Linked DNA regions of Homo sapiens: region 2 is linked to region 1. The links are chromatin loops, found by intact Hi-C in ENCODE. Cell type or tissue: dorsolateral prefrontal cortex. All regions are shown on one strand.

Region 1 (2,500 bases):
ACTCGGGAGGCTGAGGCAGGAGAATCGCTTGAACCCAGGAGGCAGAGGTTGCAGTGAGCCAAGATTGCACCACTGCACTCCAGCCTGGGCGACAGAGTGAGACTCGGTCTCAAAAAAAAAAAGGATACATTCTGAGAAATGCATTGTTGGGCAATTTCATCATTATGGAGTGTACTGACACAAACCTAGATGGTATAGCTGACTGAACACTTAGGCTACATGGTATAACCTGTTGCTCCTAAACTACAAAGCTATACAGTATGTTACTGTACTGAATACAGTTGGAACACTGTAGGGACCAGCCCTACAAGGTCTGTGGGTTTTTCTCCCTGTGTGCAGAGACTAGAGGTGGTAGAAATAAAGACACAAGACAAAGAGATAAAAGACACCTGGGCCCGGGTGAGCCACTACCACCAAGACACAGAGACTGATAGTGGCCCCGAATGCCAGGCTGCACTGTTATTTATTGGATACAAGACAAGGGGGGCAGGGTAAGGAGTGTGAGCCATCTCCAATGATAGGTAAGGTCACGTGGGTCACGTGTCCACTGGACAGGGGGCCCTTCCCTGTTTGGCAGCTGAAGCGGAGAGAGAGAGAAGACAGCTTACGCATTATTTCTGCATATCAGAGACTTTTAGTACTTTCACTAATTTTGTTACTGCTATCTAGAAGGCAGGGCCAGGTGTACAGGATGGAACATGAAAGCGGACCAGTAGTGTGACCACTGAAGCACAGCATCACAGGAAGACGGTTAGACCTCCAGATAACTGCGGGCGGGCCTGACTCATGTCAGGCCCTCCACAAGACATGGTGGAGTAGAGTCTTCTCTAAACTCCCCCGGGGAAAGGGAGACTCCCTTTGCTGGTCTGCTAAGTAGTGGGTGCTTTTCCTTGGCACTGACGCTACTGCTAGACCACAATCCGCTTGGTAACAGGCGTCTTCCCAGACGCTAACGTTCCGCTAGACCAAGGAGCCCTCTGGTGGCCCTGTCCGGGCATAACAGAGGCTCACACACTTGTCTTCTGGTCACTTCTCACCATGTCCCTTCAGCTCATACCTCTGTATGGCCTGGTTTTTCCTAGGTTATGATTGTAGAGTGAAGATTATTATAATATTTGAATAAAGAGTAATTACTACAAACTAATGATTAGTGATACTTGTGTATAATCATATCTGTGATCTGTATCTAGTGTAATTCTTGTTATTTTATATATTTTATTATACTGAAACAGCCCATGCCCTCGGTCTCTTGCCTCGGCACCTGGGTGGCTTGCTGCCCACAGAACACAATGGTAAGTATTTATGTATCTAAACATATCTAAACACACAAAAGGTACAGTAAAAAAAACAGCATGAAAAGTAAAAAATGGTACACTTGTATAGGGTACTTACCAAGAATGGAGGCTGCAGGACTGGAAGTTGCTCTGGAGAGTCGATGAGAGGTGAGTGAATGTGAAGGCTAGGACATTACAGTACAACACTCTAGACTTTATAAACATTGTACACTTAAGCAACACTACATGTATTTAAAGTTTTTCTTCCATAATAAATTAACCCTTGCTTGCTGTAACTTTTCTACTTTATAAATGTTCAAATTTTTAAAAGCTTTTTGACTTTTCTGTAATATCGCTTAGCTTAAAACACAAATACATTGCACAGCCCATGTGGGATCCGTATCTCTTGGTAAGGAAATGTTGCAGGTCAGATGTCATTCTTATGTGGCCACATAGAGGTAGAAAGACTGCATATATGATACTGCCTTTCCCAACCACGGGCTCGTATTCTAACATACCGCAACAATGCCCAATATTTATGGGGTCATAGAAAATAGGATTCACTATGGTTGGAGAATTTCCAGAGCCAATTTAAGTTCAGGAATGCTGGCAATGAGAATGATCAGTAGGAATCAGTGTAATGATTTACATAGTTGAAACTATCAACTGGGCCAGGCTGGTGGCTCACGCCTATAATCCCAGCACTTTGTGAGGCTGAGGTGGGCTGATCACCTGAGGTCAGGAGTTTGAGACTAGCCTGGGCAACATGGTGAAACCCCGTCTCTACTAAAAATACAAAAATTAGCTAGGCATGGTGGCACACACCTGTGATACCAGCTACTCGGGAGGCCAAGGCAGGAGAACTGCTTGAACTTGGGAGGCAGAGGTTGCAGCCAGCCAAGATCATGCCACTGCATTCAAGCTTGGGTGACAGAGCAAAGACTCCATCTCAAAAAAAAAGTTAAAATAGAATAAAACATATAGCCATTATTTTTCTGTTTGGGGCAATTTTAAAGTTTTTCTTTTGTCACAAAAACAGGAATGTACTATGCAAAGGCTTGAAATAGGCCATCTTTTTTTTTTTTTTTTTTGAGTTGGAGTTTCGCTCTTGTTGCCCAGGCAGGCTGGAGTGCAATGGCATGATCTCGGCTCACCACAACCTCCATCTCCTGGGTTCAAGCAATTCTCCTGCCTCAGCCTCCCAAGTAGCTGGGATTACAGGCATG
Region 2 (2,500 bases), 300 kb before region 1:
GGAGCGCAGTGGTGTGATCTTGGCTCACTGCAACCTCCGCCTCCCGGGTTCAAACAATTTTCCTGCCTCAGCCTCCCAAGTAGCTGGGATTACAGGCATGTGCCACCATGCCCGGCTAATTTTTTTTTTTTGTACTTTTCATAGAGATGGGGTTTCACCATGTTGGCCAGGCTGGCCTGGAACTCCTGATCTCAGGTGATCTGCCCACCTCAGCCTCCCAAAGTGCTGGGATTACAGGCATGAGCCACTGTACCCGGCCCCTTATGTAATGTATATTTTATCACAATTTTTAAAAATCTAATAAATAAAAGATTATTATTTTTCAGAACTGCAAGAAATTAGAAAACACACCAACCAAATATTCTGTGAAAGACAAGAACACTTTTATGGAATCAACAGCAATAGGCTTAATATTTTAATACGGAATTACAGTAGAGTCGTACCCATAAAGTTGTTTTTGTTTTATTTTGTTTTGTTTTGTTTTTGAGATGGAGTCTTGTTCTGTTGCCAAGGCTGGAATAAAGATGCGCGATCGATCTTGGTTCCTTGCAACCTCCGCCTCCCGGGTTCAAGCGATTCTCTTGTCTCAGCCTCCCGAGTAGCTGGGATTACAGGCACCTGCCACCACACATGGCTAATTTTTGTATTTTTAGTAGAGATGGGGTTTCACCATGTTGGCCAGACTGGTTTCGAACTCCTGACCTCAAGTGATCCACCTACTGGTCTCCCAAAGTGCTGGGATTACAGGTGTGTGCCACCGCGCCCGTCCATACATTGTTAATTTATGCATATTCAATTAACTTTGCTAAAAAAAATACATACAGAATGTGGTAGGTGGGATAACGGCACTCAAAGATGTCTGTGTCTTTATTCCTGGAACCTATGAATGTTGTCACACAGCAAGGGGAGTTGGAATTCAGATTGCTAATCAGGGCAGGGCACAGTGGCTCACGCCTGTAATCCCAGCACTTTGTGAGGCCGAGGAGGGTGGATCACCTGAGGTCGGGAGTTTGAGACCAGTCTGACCAACATGGAGAAACCCCGCCTCTACTAAAAATACAAAATTAGCCGGGCGTGGTGGTGGGCGCCTGTAATCCCAGCTACTCGGGAGGCTGAGGCAGGAGAATCACTTGAACCAGGGAGGCGGAAGTTGCGATGAGCGGAGATCTCGCCATTGCACTCCAGTCTGGACAACAAGGGCGAAACTCCATCTCAAAAAAAAAAAATTAAAAAAAAAAAAAGGCTAATCAGTTGACCACCACAAGATGGCGAGATTATCCCAGTTTATCTGGGTGGACACAATGTATTCACAAGGGTCCTTGGAAGTGAAAGTGGGAAGGCCAGGTGCGGTGGCTCATGCCTGTAATCCCAGCACTTTGGGAGTTTTGGGAGGCCTAGGTGGGTGGATCACTTGAGGTCAGGAGTTTGAGACCAGCCTGGCCAACATGGCGAAATCCTGTCTCTACTAAAAATACAAAAATTAGCTGGGCGTGGTGGCGCACTCCTGTATTCCCAACTACTTGGGAAGCTGAGGCAGGAGAATTGCTTGAACCTGGGAGGCTGAGGTTGCAATGAGCTGAGATCGTGCCACTGCACTCCAGCCTGGGTGACAGAGTGAGACTCTGTCTCAAAAAAAAAAAAAAAAAAACACATAAAAACAAACTTTTTCTGTGAAGGGCCCAATGGTAAATGTTTTAGGGTTTGTTGAACACATAAAGTCTCTACAGCATATTCTTTTTTTTTTTTTAACACTTTCAAAATATCAAAACTGTTCTTGGCTCTAGGGCTGTATGAAAAACTGGTTATGGACTGCATTTGACCCACAGATTGCAGTTTGCCGACCCCTGGTCTAGGGCACAGGGAAGTAAAAGATGGTATGGTAAAGATGTTAAGGTCTTGCTTTGCTCAGAAAAAGTTCAAAGATATGATCGATTTCCTACCATTTTTCTTTCTTTTTTTTTTTTTTTTTTCCCGAGATGGAGTCTCACTCCTGTTGCCCAGGCTGGAGTGCAGTGGGGCAATCTCGGCTCTCAGCTACCTCTGCCTCCTGAACCATTTTTCAATAAAAGGAACCAGCATTCTTTTGAGAACTGGCTGATTTCAGGGCTGAGGCAGGAAAAATCTGAAATAACCATGGAACATGCTGTGGTACCAGAAAATGTGGAAGTATATAAAAGAGAATGTGGGTGTGTTGAGAGAACCCAGGAGCCAAGCTTAACGAGTTTTCAAGGGCCAAAGCCTGAACGATTCGAGCAATGAAATAAACAATGAAAGTAGTGACTACAGCCCATAGAATAAAATAAATACCCACGAACTCATCGTGATATAAAGAAATCATTGAATGAACAAGTGAATGGAAGAGGGCTAGGGACAGTTCTTCCTTATTGAAGAATTCCAATTAATAAATGGTGAAGGAATAAGGGACACAGAAAATCAACATTAGACAAGTGACAGAGTAATAACTGGTGCAGACAAGGTCCAGTGATGGATGCCAAAATCG

What was found. A loop is a pair of places that touch in the nucleus more often than their neighbours do. Peaks named below come from ENCODE experiments on the same cell type or tissue, not always from the same donor. Only the 100,000 strongest peaks of a DNase experiment are listed, where the experiment ranks them.
Region 2: a loop joins it to region 1, with 7 times the contacts of the local background. A loop is called at or near these places in 26 of 110 quality-filtered maps.

What each region holds. Positions count from the first base shown.
Region 1 is chr19:36,492,329-36,494,828 of GRCh38, forward strand. No RefSeq gene overlaps it. Among named protein-coding and RNA genes, the nearest start is that of ZNF566-AS1, 4.0 kb to the left of the region's middle. In dorsolateral prefrontal cortex, a CTCF peak has its summit at 968 (motif pointing left); a DNase peak (open chromatin) is centred at 973.
Region 2 is chr19:36,189,363-36,191,862 of GRCh38, forward strand. All of the region lies in intron 4 of ZNF565 (zinc finger protein 565), which reads right to left. Among named protein-coding and RNA genes, the nearest start is that of ZNF565, 24 kb to the right of the region's middle. In dorsolateral prefrontal cortex, a CTCF peak has its summit at 1,260 (motif pointing right); a DNase peak (open chromatin) is centred at 1,341; H3K27ac peaks cover 1,659 bases.